Regions from separate parts of the Homo sapiens genome. Here region 1 is linked to region 2. Evidence: chromatin loops called from intact Hi-C (ENCODE). Cell type or tissue: heart right ventricle. All regions are shown on one strand. Links, peaks and the distances in the headings refer to the core of each region. The heading gives the core; the rest is flanking DNA. Region 1 overlaps PAM (peptidylglycine alpha-amidating monooxygenase). Region 2 overlaps PAM (peptidylglycine alpha-amidating monooxygenase).

Region 1 (8,352 bases), core at 115-8,114, 200 kb before region 2:
AGTGAGACCTTCTCTCTACAAAAAATATTAAAAGAAAAAAAAAGCCAGGTGTGGTGGTGCACGCCGGTAGTCCCAGCTACTCAAGAGGCTGAGGAGGGAGGATCTCTTGAAACTGGGAGGTTGAGGCTATAGTGAGCTGTGATCATGCCACCACACTCCAACTTGGGCCACAGAGAGAGGCCCTGTCTCAAAAAAAAAAAAAAAAAAGACTTAGAATTTTGTTTTTTTTTTTTTTTTTTTTTTTTTTTTTTTTTTTCTTGGGGCAAAGAATGAGCAAGAATTCCACCTGGAAAAGATTGACCAGGGATCTTGACTTTCTGTCTAGGTTGTATTTTGTGTGACTCAGTGACATCTCTGATTCTTTTCCTCCTCCTAGGAAGAATTTATCTATCTGCTATGTGCAGAATTTATTAGGCTTTACATACTGGGCTTTGAGGCTTTGATTGGACTCTCACATTAAGGCATGGCAGGCTGAGGGGCAGCCTGAGGGACATAATGTTAACTTTACACTTGGCTTTATTGTTCCATACCTTTGTTTTTCTATTTGTGAAATGAGATTAAAGATCCTTCTTACTGCCCTGGAAGCCGTGTCATCTGGTATAATAGCCATAAATGCTTCTTGTGTGTATAAGAACTTTCTTTACCATTTGAATGCGAAAGCTAATTATTAAAACCACATACAAATAGCTCAAAAGATGGGCTGTGAATAAAGCTGCTGTTGGTGTCATGTGCTCTCAGGTATCCTGGCAGAAATTTCAGTCATCATGTATCCCTACAATTTACTGTGTTGTGGAGAATAAGGCCTTCATTTTATCTGGGGTTGAATGTTTACCTCTCCAAAATGGGAATAATGAAATACTAACCTGAAAGGACTGTTGTCAGCATTAAATGAGCTAATCCATGTGTGGTTCTTAGCACATTGCCAGTATACAGCTATTGCTCTATGACTCAAGTAGTTATTTTAGTTTCTCCAGGGTAGGGGGAGGGGGGAAGGAATGGAATTTCAGTGGTCCACATTTTAAAAATGAATACATATATAAAAATATAAATACACTCTTCCCCAATATTTTGAAATAGCCATTCCTCAGCTAACTTTTTTCATTCATTTATGCAACAAGTGTTTATTCAGCCCACACTAAACGTTTGGCTTTTTCCTAGGCACTGACATACAATGGTATACAAGACAGTTATAGTCACTTTCTTATGACTGAAAGGTCTAGAGAGGGATGCAGATCTGTAAACAGAGAATTATAAATTTATAAAGAAAATTTTTAAAAAATTATAATGCCATATGATTCATGCCATGATAAGGGTAGTGAAGAGAACCTCAGAAGATAGGATAGCAGGGTCCTGGGTAGGTGAATGTCACACAGTGCATCATCTCATCCTAATTGGGTTGGTGGTGGTGAAGGAAAACTTCCTAGCAGCATGAATACATGAAGACCTGAAGCATGAGTGGTAGTTAGCAGCTGAAGAGGTGGGAAGATTGAAAGAGACCAAAGGGAGCATGATGCCTTAGAATGGAAGTCAGGCAGAAAATGTTAAACAATACATAGGTAAGAGCAGGAGGGAGAGGCGTGGCAATCTGGAGAATCCAAGCTGTCTAAAGGGAAAAGTAGATACTCATTTCAGCCAAGTATTGTCAGGTTGGGATGCAGGCCAAGTGTTGCCAGATGCCTTGATTTCTAAAGAGGAGCTTAAAATTCATATTTTATAAATATGAAATCTCCCAAATATGAACTAACCCAAATGTTTTAAAAACTATTCTGTGGGCCAAACCAGACAAATCTGTAGTTGGAATTCAACCTAGGGCCACCACTTTATGACCTCTACATGTAAGAAACTGAGAGGAGTTTAATGTGGCTAAAGGCATAAACCTTAAACGGACAAGCAAGGGAAGCACTGGCTTTGTGGAACTTGCTAAGGAGGGGTGGCCTAATTCTAAGGACAGTGGGTGACATTGAAGACTGAAACAAGATGAGATTTGTGTTACAAGATGCAGTCTAGCTACTGTATAGAGAATGAGTGGGAGGAGGCAGTGGTGGAAGAAAGATAACCATTTGGAAGCTTACCGTGGTCATAGGAAGAAATTAAGTGTGGCTAAAAGCAAGGTATTCAAGCAGGTGGGAGATGAGTGGATTTCAGAGATATGTATGATACCCCTATGTTGGGATTCAATTCTCCATTAGTCACTCAGACTTTTGCATGTCTTGTGAGCAAAGGCATTTACTGCTTTCATCCCAGACTCTCTTAAAGACATTTGTATGGTAGATAGTTTTGGAAGATAGAGGTATTCTTTCCCTCTGAAGCAAAGGGCAGGTAGGTTTTACTGTCCAGTTTAAAAGATTCAAGTACCCTAAGCTCAGGGTTCCCCTCTGACAATGCAGATCATCAAGTATCTGCTTCACATCACATGGGGGGAACTGAGTTTCAGGACATTGGCACAACTATGCTGATACTACTGCTACTGATATTTTTGTGAGTAGTATAGTCCTTTGTTTCTCACCCTAGAATTTTCTGTCTTCTTCCAGCATCCCCATGAAACTGTGGCACCCTGATTTCGTTAGCCTGCAAGTAGGATAAAAATCTCAGACCCTTAATTATTGATAGCCACTAGCCACATTGTCTGTTTAAATTTAAGTATAAATTAATTAAAAATGGAATACGATTTTAAAAATCCATTCCTCAGTTGCAGTAGCCACATTTCAAATGCTTAATAGCCATACAAGGCTAGTGGATACTGTACTGGGCAGAGAAGATATAGAAAATTTCCATCATTGCAGATAGTTTTATTGGACATTGCTGGTTTAAAGCTTCAAATTTTGTTTGTGTTGGTGAGTGAGTAGAGACAGTAGAAGTTGTTGATTTCGACAGCATAAAAATGATGTTTGACTTCATGTTAGATTCACAGGAGTCCCTTTAATACAAAGAAAATATTTCTGTTTGGATAACCTATACAGTACTTAGTTCAGGCCTCTTGGGGAAAAGAAAAGTGGAAAAGTATCTACACTGTCAATTTGGAGACTGGGCAGACTGGGACCATGTAGCAACAGAAGTTCTACATATAAACAGCGTTACTCAAATCATGTGTGATTGTGAGATTAGGATCTGTGCCCAAAGGAGATTGAACTGCTGAACACTGTCTTGAGCTTTGTCTACTAACCATGCTTAACACAAAAGGACAAGAATTGCATGTTAACAGTGAGGGTCTGGAGCATAGCCAGTCCAGCAGCACCTCGGCAGTGCCTGCTGCAACCCAGCTGTGCTGGTGTGGTCTCACAGAAAGGATGGAGGACAGGAACAAGATTTCCAGATGGCTCTTGTTCAGGGAGTTTAAGAGGGTAGCTTCAAGAAAGGAGGGAACTGGACTCAAAAAATATAAAACATAATACTTTAAAGTACAACTTTAAATGACACCGCAGAATTAAGGAAACAATCAAAGCAGCAGATCTGCTTCCCTATCAGATAGGAGAAGCTCATTTTGTAGAGAGTGTGGGCCACAAGTACTGGGAAGCAAATGCACAAAGAATAATAGGTCCAGCCAACAGTTGCAGTAACAAAGGACGGTTTTTACCTGCATTGAGTGTACAGTTCACTGCTGCATGTACAACATAAGCAAAACAAAAACAGTGGTAGAAATAAATAAAAGTAAAGTCTGAGGCCCTTATGGAAGAATCATACTACTACCTGCTTTTTCCGTGGCTAAAAATGCCTTATAAATTTCATATCTTGAGAATTTCACTTATTTATGCCAAAGTAAGTTTGTTTTAAAATAGTACTCATTTGTAGTGCAGTAACATTTTACTTATATAAAGATTAATTCAAGCTTTTAAAAGTCTGAAGTTTAGAATATTTTAAAGATAGAATTTATTATTTTTAAGCACTTATGTTATCTTTTAGAACTCTTTTGAAGGGAACTTTTATGAAGATATTAGTTAATTTTGAATAGCATGATAATTGTTGCATGTAACTGGAGGCTTCTATAGTGTTTAAAGAAAACTTTTTGTAGGTTATATGTATACCTGTTATTTACATTACTAATTACATCAACAAATCCTTATTTTCATAGACATTCCTTTCAAATTCAGTGAATTCTGGGAGAGCCGAGGTCATATGCTATTAGGGTTTGTATAAAGGTAGAGTCCCTTGCATAAAGCAGGCATTTGTTAACTAGTGAGATTTTTCCCCATTTAGTTTAAAAACGTTACTTTGTTAAATGTCTTTTTCTTTTAATTGTGAGTTTTGAAATCTTATTTTTGTAGGGGTAGAAAACTCTGGTTATCTCCCCCAAATTCCCCTTCCTCAGCCCTGCTGAATCTGGTAAAGTCACTTGTTCAGTGTGCTTTCATTTTTCCTTTCTCTTTTATTTGCCACAGTTCTTACCTGTGCTTCAGGCTTGTCTTGCCTTGTGCCTCTGTTCTCTTCATATAAACAGCATGAAATTGGAAATACTCATTGTCTGTTGTATTTCTGAAGATCAGAATTTTCCCCAGTTTCATGCTGTCCTTTCTCAGGCAGGGTGTGGTAAGTCATCTTTTGAGAACTGTTTCCAGTAAAACTGGAGTATGCTGTTGAAACTGTTGGTGTGCCCTCTTCAGAAACAAAACCAGGAGACTTGCTGTTTATTGCATGAGTCACTGATGGGTTTCAATGAGTGGAAGCAATATTAGATTTTTTTTTTCATGCTCATCAATGCTACATCTTATTTTAAAAGAAGCCTGAAATAAGGAAATAAAAGTAAGCTAATAAACTCCTTCTTTCCCTGGGGAGAATTTAGAATTATATTGGTTCTAGTGTTTGGGGAATAAAGCGGTAACAATGAGGGTTAAAAAAAAATTAGGCCTTGTCCTTTAACCCGTGATACCCTGTAGTGCTCAGAGCTTTCTGGTGTGTACATTTTCTCAAGCTGCACATGAGTAACTTTAATCAGGAGCGAAGTGGTTCTTTCTATTATATGCCATTTCCTCTGTGGCCCCTGCCTCACTTAGCTATTACTGTATGCCTAATCGACCAGAGTGAAATGCCTTTAAAACATTTTCCAGGGAACTAAGGACTTTTTGCAGAATTTTTATAATAGAAAATGCCAAGGAGAGGAAAGTTTTAATGGTTTCTCTGCACAGATAAATGTTTCCAGAGCAGACTGATGATGAGTCAAGGAGCTGTTAATAGGATATGTAAATGTAACCTTTCACCTAGTTACTGTCACTACCTAAGTCATAACTACCTGGTGTCAGTAAATTATTTGAACTAGTTCTTGTCTAGTTCCCTAATTAAACAGACTCTCTTGGTCCCATGATTATCCAGTAGATAGTTAGCACTGTTTCAGCTTGCATTGTCCTGGGTTCCTCCACTCTCCTTCTGTTTTAATAATAGCTCTAAGTCCTATTATAGATTTTCACTAATATCTTTGCCTCCAGCTTTACCTCAGTATTAGTGGAAAAATTTTTTATCTATGTATTTGACAGTGACCTCTAGCTCTTGGGTTTCACTTATTCAACAAATATTCATTCAGTGTCAGCCATGTACCTAGCACTGTTCTTGACCCCAGAGATCCAATAATGAGCAAAAAATTCCTGGTCTGCATTATCATGGAGTGAAGAGTATAGGAGGAAGACAATCCCTAATAAAATTTACACACGACAGCAACAACAACAACAACAACAAATAATTATGTATAATTACAGGCAGAGGTAAATGCTCTGAATAGAACAGTAGAATTTTGTGGGCTTATATAATAGGAACCTGAGGAAGTGACACTTGATTGATATCTGAAGTATGAGTAGGAGAATGTGAGATAGGGTAGGAAGAAAAGTGTTCCAGAAAGCAGAGAGAACTGCCATTTGTGCAGAGGCCCTTTACAGAAGGGAACAGAATGAAATCAAGTAACTGAGGAAGATCAAGGGGAGAGAAGAGCTACTGTGAGGCTGGACCCCTTGGCTGGTGGCCGGCCAGTCCACAAAGGGTCTTGCTGGCCACATGAAGAATTTGGTTTTCCTCATAAGAACATAGGAGAGTGTTTTAGGTCGGAGCTGGGGACTTGATGTGATTTGTGTTTTGGTAAGATCATCTGTGGGGGCGTGAGTTGGATTGGGGTGTGCATGTCAGTGGGGTGAAATTGGGTAGCTCTTGCATTAATTTAATTTGACATGACAGTGTGTACCAGTCTGGTGGTGGATACTGGGAAGTGGCAGTGAAGATAGATCGAAAGTGTTTTGGGGGGAATACCATTAATTGAACTCGGGAATAAGTTGGGGTTTTCTTTTATTTATTCAAAAAATATTTAGCGACTCCCTACTTTATGCTACTCTCTGTGCCAGGCTCTAGGAATAAAACTCTGAACAGTACATAAAATGTCCTTGGACTCATGGAGCTTACTTATTAATGGGAGTGACAGATAATCATTAAGTGTAACATATATATTAAAAACATATATATAATAAATATATATATAATTTCAGGTACTAATAAGTCCTGTAAAGAAAAATTAGGCAAATAAGGGAATGGAGAATGATAGCAGAGGGTCCTCTTACACAGGATGGTCAACAAAAACCTCTTGAAGAGGTAGCATTTGAGCAAAAACCCAGATGAAGTCGGGGAACTAACTGTGCAAAGATTCTCTACGAAGCAGCGGTAACAGGTATAAGATATTGAGGCTGGAACAAAGGAACTCTGCCTCTATACCTCCACCACCAAGGAATACCAAGAAGGCCAGTATGTCCAGAAATACGGGGCGTGAGGGAAGAAAAGTGTTAAGAATGTCTTGCTGGTAGCTAAAACTTAAAGCATCTATATGGGGTCATTATCTTCAGTCCTGATCAGTTTTTCAAAGTCCCTTACTATATCAACTACAATCCCAGGTTGCTCCGCCACTAAACTGATTTTAACACAGCTACTAGAACAGCTTCCTTTACCACAACAGCAAACCGTGCTCAAAAACTGTCAGTGGTAACTGCTTGTCTGTCTTGTCAATGACAATCCCTTCATCAGCCCAGCTAAAAGTCCCCAATCTTACTTCAACCCCACATGCTGTTGCAACCCTTTCTGTACTTCTTATTCAGTTGAAGGCTTCCCTTTAATGTTTGTTTAGGCTTTCCACATAATTTATTCTTTTCTTTTTTGGCATTGTTTTTATTCATCATGAAGCCTCTTTTCTTTCTATTGGCCTATTTCCATCACTTCCTTCAAGAGTTATTTTTTCCACCAGTTTCTTCTGATTTATTCCAGCTTACCTGGATCACAGAACCCCTCAGCCTACTCAGTCTATGTGATGTTATTTTTGTCCTTCCTTGAGTCACTTGAAGAAGCTCTACTTTTAAAGTGCCACCATTGTTCCAAGTTAAAATATTCATGATTGTATTCATTTTTCCTAGAAAAGATTTGGCACCAGTAGTTGCCCTGCCATGTATATATGTGACATTGGCCAAAACAGTCAACGTTCAGGTTTCTTGTCAATAAGATGAAGATACCAAGCCTCCCTTCTTTCATTCAGTGTAGTTGTGAAGAAAAAGTGAAATAAAACATGTACAAAGTGTTTTAAGCAAATGTACGACATTATTTTTAATATTTTAGGTGGGTGTAGTCCATATCCTCATCTAAATTGCAGGTTCTTCACACCATTTCACATAGTGTAGAGTCATGTAAGTGTGTGCTGCAGGAACTCTGTGAGGGTTCTTAAGCTTCCAGCCACACCATGCAAGCTTGGGCCGACTTCATCTACAACCTGCATATTAGTTTCCTGGGGCTGCTGTAACAAAGTACCACAAACCGGGTGGCTTAAACCACAGAAATGTATTGTCTCAGAGTTCTAAGGCTAAAAGTCCAACATCAGTATATTGGCAGGGTTGGTTCTTTCAGAAGGCTGTGAGAGAGAACCTGTTCTGATAGCCTCAGATGTTCCTTGGCCTATACATGGTTCCTTGTGTCTTCACATCATCTTTCCTGTCTTCCTCTTTGTGTGTCTGTCTCTGTGTCCAAGTTTCCCCTTTTTATAAGGACACAGTAATATTGGATTATGGTCTACCCTAATGACCTCATCTTAACTAGATCATCTGCAAAGACCCTATTTCCAATTCGTCACATTCACAGGTACTGGAAGTTAAGAATTGAACATCTTTTTTTTTTATGGGGACACAACTCAACCCATATCGGCATGATACAATACACATACAAGAAAGGGTAATCACAAATGTGGTGAATTAGTTCTGTGTTACTAAATGGTAAATTAGATGTAGAGCTAGTTTCCCATATGATACAAGGCAGCAGCCCCTAACCTTTTTGGCACCAGGACCGGTTTCATGGAAGACAGTTTTTCCATGGACTGGGGTGGAGGAAGGTTTTGGGGTGATTCAAGTG
Region 2 (8,352 bases), core at 192-8,191:
CCAGCTTGGCCAACATGGTGAAACCCCATCTCTACAAAAATACAAAAATTAGTCGGGCATGATGGCGGATGCCCATAATCCCAGCTACTTGGGAGGCTGAGGCTGGAGAATCGCTTGAACCTGGAAGGAAGAGATTGCAGTGAGCCAAGATCATGCCATTGCGCTTCAGACTGGGCTATAGAGTAAATAACAGGAGCAATGTTTCCCTGTCTCCGTCTCAAAATAAAAAAATATTAAAAAAAAGATAGGTAAGCAAAGTGATGGATTTGTTAGTTTGATTTAATAGTACCACACTGTATCCATATATTAAAAAATCACATTGTACCTTATATTACAAAATTATTTTTTATTTCAATAGTTTTTGGGGAACAGGTGGTTTTTTGTTACATGGATAAGTTCTTTAGGGATTTCTGTGATTTTAGTGCACCTGTCACCCAAGCAATGTACACTGTACCCAATATGTAGTTTTTTTTATCCTTAACCCCCTCCCACTCTTCCCTCCTGAGTCCCCAAAGTCCATTTTATCATTCTTATGCCTTTGCCTCCGTGTGGCTTAGCTCATATTTATAAATGAGAACATATGATTAAGTGCTTACCATTATTTGTCAATCAAAAGTAATATTAATAATAAAAACTACTTTAAAAGTAGGTATATTTAATATGAGATATATTAATAAATATACTTAATGGTAAAATGTTTTACCCATATATTATATTTATTTTTAAATAGTAAATATGAATAATATAGCCTAAATAAAGTTGCACCAAAGTATTATATATACTGACAACATAGTACTACTAATTGTTCTATGAAGAAGCAATATTTTGTGCTTGACTGCATTACATATTTTATATTCAGGATGATACTTCTCTAAATTCGTTTCAAATGTTTAGTCAAGTTTAAATAAAAACAGAATTTAATTAAGTCAGCCAATTAAGCTCATTAAGTCAGCTAATCAGGCTAAAAGTTTATATGCTAAAATTTAATATTAATTATTGGGACTAGGTAGACAATATTTACCAATTTGGTCAGTTTTGTTGGTCATACCTTTCATTTGGAATGGGTCATTTCATTAAAATATGAATGTTCATGGATACCAACATAGCACTTTAATCTGCATTTTTAAATATATTACATGCAAAGATAAAGTTACATGATAAATAACTTCTTAATGTATACATTTAAAGGCACCACGAAACTTTTTAAGAAATGATTAACAGTTTTGTAAAATGACTTCTTTGAAGTTTTTATATTTCTTTCTAAAATTACTATTACCGATTTTGCCTATTTTCAAGCCTAACATTTGTTGAATATAAACGGGGTAGAGGTGAAGAATTCTTGAGCTAGTGGAGTGTTTGCGGTATAGACATGGAATACAATGATATTTGGAAGTTTTTAAGTCATACATTTCAGATTACTTGGTGCTTTATTAAATCTGTATTACATATCTTTCTAATATAATATATTTTAATAAAAGCTCTCATGGAACCTAGGTAAATAGATTAGACAGATGGATAAACAGATATGGATATAAATAAATATTTTCAGAAATCCCACAGATCAATTGAGTACAAAAATTTGATCTGACTCATTATTCAGTAGTATAATATACTAGGGCAAACATGCTATGTCATATGAAGTTGTAAACATTTATTAAGCAGGATTATTAATTCTTCCTTCATTCAACACATATTTATCAAGGGCTTCCAATTTTCAGGCTCACACATTATGTCAGACCTAAAGCTATTTATATTAAGTATGCCAGTATAAAACAGGAAGTTATCACATAAGCACTTTATTATTCAAGAAGATGAAATAAATGCACTACTGTAATTTTGGAATGTAAGTAATGCCAGCAGTCATCATTTTAAGGAATCACACTGGCATTGGAGAATGTTTAAAGGGCCATTCAGTGGACATAATCTCCCTTCCTACTTTCTCATGTTCATAAATCACTCAGATTAGCAGAGTTGAATTGCATATGTTGATCTCGGTGGAAATTAAGGGTACATGTGTCAAAATACTCCCTTAGGAATACAGAAAGCAATTTGTTTTAAAATGAGATTTTTTGTTTTTGAATGAAAGGTGAATGATTGTAAAATAAAATAAGCAAACTGTGATGCTGATACTAAGGATGATTTGACTCCTGACATTTTTAGCATATGATAGTTTCTCTGTCACATAGGAGCTCAGAGTTACCTTGACTACAAGTCTAATTATAGATGGAAAGGAATAAAGTATGACTCTTTTTGTTCAGCTCTTTTAATGAAATTTTCCTTGTGATAGCAAAGATTCCTAAATTATTTGATAAAATTCAATTTTGAATCATAGAATTGGTACCCCAAATGAACTGTATTGGTGAGCTGATTAATATGTCTCAGAAAATCACGTGTGTAAAGGCAAACACATTTATATGTGTATCAAATTAACACATAATGTATGTGTAATTGAATTAGTGTATTGTGTGTGTATGTATATGTGCATGTGTGTACACACATACATATATGTATACTCTTACACATATATGCATAATTTTTCTCAAAAGTTAATTCAGTACATGGTAAGATAATTCACTTTTGAGGAAATAACCTGCGACCTTAGCTTATGTTTTTATTTTTATTTTCTCAAATATGCTATTTAAAATAATAAAGTGTGATCATAAGTTGTAGAGGACAAAGAGTTACATTATTCAGAAAGTTACTGATTTTCCTTTATTTGCTATACTTAAGTACATGTGTTTTTCAAACATGTAACCTTGTACCTTGGTACACACTATTTCTAATATAGTAATTGCTGCCTTTGTCTCCAATATTAGTATATAATTATTCTAAACTTATGCCACCTTTTTATTTCATATTCTTCTCCATAATTACGATCTATAATTTTCTTTTGTTTTTTGTTACTTACTGCTTTTTGGTGATAATAATGAATTTAATTTAGTAAGAGTAAATTATTGTCCTGATTTAGCCGACATTGCACAATTTAATTCCTTGTTCTCAGATTAATTACCTTTCACTTGTTTGAAATGAAATTTTTACTTTTAGTACAATTTTTTTTCAAATGTATGTTAAAAACAAATCCTTCCAAATATACATGTAACACCAAAATTATCTTTGAGGAAATATATATTAACAAGATATTTTATATTAGTTATTTTGAAGCTTTGCAGTATTAGTTGCTTCTTAAATCTCTAATGGATTTTTCTGAAAGCTTGAACTATGTGTTTATCTGAATGGATGGACAGATGGACAGATAGAAGGATATAGATAGAATATACATAGATATTTACCTGTCTTTATACAGATAAGACATGTTATGAAACATTTCTAGCTACACATCTGTATGCATATCTATGTATATTCATTTGAATAGCTTTATATAGCTTTACTACATGCACACTACTCTATTGAAGAAATCCTTTTGATTGGTCATTCTTAAACAATACTAGCATTTTGTTTCTACCTACGTAAGAGCAAGTCTTACAGTACAGCTTTTCTTAAATTATGCCCTGGAACACACAGCAACACAAAGGAGCCCGGTCAGATTCATTTAGGGAATAGAACCTACTGTATCCACGCCCCCCACCCCACCATACAGTCATGAGCACATTGTGTATTAAAGGATCAGGCAGTACAACATTGTTTAACTTGTATAGCCCAACATTTTCATTTGTTCATATGGTAAGATTTTTGTTTGTTTGCTTTTTTTTTTCTTTTCTTTTCTTTTTTTTGAGACGGAGTCTCAGTCTGTCACCTAGGCTGGAGTGCAGTGGCGTGAGATCTCAGCTCACTGCAACCTCTGCCCCTGTGTTCAAGCAATTCTCCTGCCTCAGCCTCTTGAGTAGTTGGGATTACAGGCAGCTGCCACTGCGCCCAGCTAATTTTTGCATTTTTAGTAGAGACGAGGTTTCACCATCTTGGCCAGGCTGGTCTTGAACTCCTGACCTCATGATCCACCCACCTCAGCCTCCCAAAGTGCTGGGATTACAGGCGTGAGCCATCGTGCCCGGCAGGCCATATGGTAAGTTTTTCTCAACTCTTCTGTAAGCATTTCAAGGACCAAAGTTTTGTGGTAATAATTGTGGAAATACTACTCTAGTAGGAAGAGTAAAAAAAGTTCTAGAATTCCCTCTCTAAGTATTTTATAAAAACATATAATAGCTCACAGAATAAACAATTTCCATTTATGCAACAGAGAACACACTGGCCCAAGGGACCAACAATATTTAGACCAGCAGTGATAGTTACTTCATTGTGTGTAGCTTTTTAGTAAGGAAAAAAATCAGGATACTGGCTTCTTACATATGCTGTTGTGGGTGGGTATACCTTCTCCAGTGAAAACATGGGTATTGGCATTCCCAAAAAGAGAAAATATGGAAGGACCCATCCATTGATGAGTTGCAAGTTTCATGAATTATTATATGAATTTAAAATGTTTTTCCTTTCATTAATTTGAGATGCTTAAATGATTATTTTGCCTTTCCTCTCTGCAAGATGATTAAAGGTTTTTAAAGCTAGAGCCACATCTAAAATTCCTTTTTCCTTTTTGCTCAGTTGATCTACATATACCTCCTTTTTTTTAAAGCAGGAAAGAGAAGGATAATATGGCGGGAGGCTCCAGTTTATTATTTTTGCAACAGCCATTCCTTTTATAGCACATACTGACCAACTCCAAGGCTGTTAAAATGTAATTCTTAGGAATGGTGTTTTGACACCATGAAGACATGTGTAGTGAACAGATGTTTGTTTGGCTTTGCACTTCACTATTTGCTTATATTTCACGGGAGAGGCAATTACACTGACAGGTATCAGATTCAGAGAGTAAGAAGCCAAATGATTTCTAAAGCATAAACAGAGCTTCCCATGGCAGGGGCTTATTCCTGTGGTCTCTCAAGGGCTCTATATTTTCAAAGCTTAGAGAAATCAAATCCCTGTTTGAAAAATATTTTTATTTTTTTCCTTCCCTTGCTGATGTCATACTGTTGCTATGGAGAGAAAGTGAGTGCTGCATGACATTGCTGGAAAAATCAACACTGATGTATTTCTGTACAGCAAATAACCTACCTCATAGCTTTTTTTTATTAGTGTAGGCTTGCTAAAAATTGTCAATACTAATACTAAAATGGACATGTTCCTTTGCCCAAACAACTTTGCTATGTAAAAGTCTTGTGAAGGTGTACTTAAATGGTTCCTTCCTAATAATGCTAAAGAGAATGAAATATATAATAACCCATGTGAAGTAAGGAAGCAGAATACATATTTTGTAAACTATTAGATATTTTTTCTATCATTGGGAACTTTTTTCTTGGAAATATCCACTGTTTTAAAATCTATTTTTAACATTGAGTCATTCAACTGTACAGCACTACTTCCGTCACATCTCAACCCTTAAAAAAGATTAGTGCTGATTTCATTTTGAGTCATTCCTGAGGCATTCTTTTCAACCCTGCTATAAAAGCCTAGTTGCCAAGTCAGACATCAGGGATACACTTTGAATGTCTTAGTGGGGACACATGATTCTAGATTCATCTGGCTGTAAGGAAGGAGGCAGTTAACCAAAAACAAGGTCCAGGACTTTTGATGTTAAGAGGAAAAGCCATTTTTAAAGACTTATAATAAATAATATATGATAATTATATTGAAGGTTTCTGATTTTTACCATTGTTAAGGAAATAATAAAGATTTTCCACGAGAACAATAACTTTTCCCAGTCTATGAGTTTTAGCAAATAGGAGGGGACTAAAGAATAAAAAGATTCAAGAGAGAAAAGAAAGTACCATATTCCCTCATCTACTAAAATGCCATTTTCATCAGTGGTATTTAGTAGTGTTCATGGTGTGCCTGCAAACTGACACTCCATTGTTAAGTGGAAATATGCCTTTGACAATGTGCTTTTGATGTTGAAAACTGTGATGGGTTTTAATGAAAGCTATAAAATAAATGCACAATATTTCTACCTTTGAATCCATTGCTGGCAGATCTAAGGGCTTCATTTTTCTTGCATTAAGCATGTGTTTTATGTGAATAGTTGATTTGTTATATCTTTTTTTTGCCTGCAGTGGCACGTCTAGTGATGAAATGTGCAACTTATACATTATGTATTACATGGAAGCCAAGCATGCAGTTTCTTTCATGACCTGTACCCAGAATGTAGCTCCAGATATGTTCAGAACCATACCACCAGAGGCCAACATTCCAATTCCCGTGAAGTCTGATATGGTTATGATGCATGAACATCATAAAGGTAATAATTGATGTTTAATATAAAGTAATATATGATTTTGTATTTTATATTTTTGTATGTATCTTGTTTGATGATATTTAAAATCATCTTTATTCCCTTCTTCTACCAGTCACATGTACACACATATTTCTTATTTTCTCATTTTTCTCTTTCATATCCTATCTCCCCTCCCTGACATGTACCCATCAGAACAGTTAAAGAGGAAAATCTCAGCCAGGGATGAAACAGATTCATTTTGGGACCAATCCCATAAATGTAGACCTTTTTTCACTTAATTCATGTTTTCTCATTTCCTCATCTAACTCCTTCCCTAACCAGTAATGACTTACACAGTTTATGAATTTATGCACCATGTTCTAAAGATCACTACAGTTTGCCAGGGAAAATGGTTATCATCTCCAGCCATACTTTAAATTATCCATTTAATGGGCTTCTTCAGGCAAAGAACAATTATTGATTTGTGAAGCATTGCTAGTCTTGACTTTTTTTATCTAATTCTCAGAATTGTTATTTAACATATATATAGTTCCTCTGCAAAATGGTCATATTGACTGTCACTTTTTAACTTAAAATTGCAAAGTCTACTCCTTGTTTTATCGCATGAAGTATGCTGAGACTTGATTGAGTTTTGCAAGTTCAGTCTTAACACGCTAGAGCAGCTTCTTATTTCTTTCTAGTGGAAATTTTATGAGAGAAGTTAGCATAGCATTCTGGCCATTTATTAAGATTCTACTATATTTATAGAATATGCCTTAAAGTGTTCTTAAATGTTCTTAAAACAGTGCTAAATTTAATTTAAGAAAACAAATATGAGTCATTTTGTCAATGCATTTTGAAAATTCTGTATCATTTATATATTATTGAAAGGGTAGTTGACCTAGTTATTAAGTCAGATGTCTTGTAATTGGTAGGTTGTGCTGGGGGGTGGGGGGTGGGGAGCTTATGAATTAGAGCATTTCTGTCTTATAAATTCTTAATACGGTAATAAGCACAAGACCCTGAATAGTATTTTTATGTTGATGGACTATTTCCAATAAACTATTTTAAGTATGTAATACATACTGCAAATTTATGCTCAGCTTCTTTGATCCTTTACAGAAACAGAATATAAAGATAAGATTCCTTTACTACAGCAGCCAAAACGAGAAGAAGAAGAAGTGTTAGACCAGGGTATGTATGCTTATTTCTATAACTAGTCCTATAAAAGTATCAATTTCCAAGTAGGCAACCAAATTGTAAAGTTACTGAGATATTGTATGTCTCTCTGTATCTGCCTCAAACACTATGTATTGCTATTTTTATACAATGCATAATTCATGAGAAAATGGTCAATTATTGCACTTTAGCTTTGAAAGTAAAATTCATTCATATAATTTAGTGCTGTTTCATTTTCTGTCTTTGTTTTACTTCATTTAATATTATAATTTTTATGTATAGTACAAATAAGTGCAAGCATAATCATTAAAAACCATCAGGCTGCTTTTGAAATCTAATAACCTTAACCATTTAAATTATTGTATATTTTGTATGGTATGTTCATTAAGTAGATTTGAGATTCAAGAAAAAAAGAAATTAAGAATTAAATCCACATCTTACCTCTATAAGTCATTCTTCTCTGCCTTCATCAAGGTAGGAGCGATTATTGTCTTATACATCTATAGTTTTGTGTTAAGTTGCCATCTGCAGAGTTTAAAAAAAGCATCATTCTTCCCCTGTTCTGTTTATTGAAAGTGGTAATGTTTGATGCTTGTATGTCATATACTGCATGTGCTGGTACTAAAAAATTACTTCCCTGAATCTTGGCTTTTTGCCAGTTGTTTGGAAGGTAGTGCTTTGGGTTAGGCTTTGGAGTTTGTTATCCTAAAAAGTTGTTTTTGGCCTACGATACACGTTTTTAAACGTTAGTTTCATGTTAATGCAAACCCACTTCTACTGACAGCACAAATAGGAATAGAAAGGATTTTTCTATTAGCAACATGTAGAAGTTTCCTGTTTCTTATTGCTAGCTGCTATTGGAATTCTTCAAAATGTATTACATTAGGTCTAGTTCAAAAATATCACTCTTGTATGAATAGTTTTTACAAAATTAAACAATTGAGACTTTAGAA

The links. A loop is a pair of places that touch in the nucleus more often than their neighbours do. Peaks named below come from ENCODE experiments on the same cell type or tissue, not always from the same donor. Only the 100,000 strongest peaks of a DNase experiment are listed, where the experiment ranks them.
Region 1: a loop joins it to region 2, with 2.2 times the contacts of the local background. A loop is called at or near these places in 6 of 110 quality-filtered maps.

The regions. Positions count from the first base shown.
Region 1 is chr5:102,757,853-102,766,204 of GRCh38, forward strand. The region is part of intron 1 of PAM (peptidylglycine alpha-amidating monooxygenase); the gene reads left to right. Among named protein-coding and RNA genes, the nearest start is that of PAM, 6.7 kb to the left of the region's middle. RefSeq lists an enhancer at 4,237-4,386. In heart right ventricle, for the core only: no CTCF peak of the experiment used is centred there; no DNase peak of the experiment used is centred there; H3K27ac peaks cover 6,021 bases.
Region 2 is chr5:102,953,816-102,962,167 of GRCh38, forward strand. PAM (peptidylglycine alpha-amidating monooxygenase) reads left to right here. Exons shown (of 26, transcript NM_001177306.2): 13 at 6,060-6,244; 14 at 7,343-7,414. Among named protein-coding and RNA genes, the nearest start is that of GIN1, 160 kb to the right of the region's middle. In heart right ventricle, for the core only: no CTCF peak of the experiment used is centred there; no DNase peak of the experiment used is centred there; H3K27ac peaks cover 1,957 bases.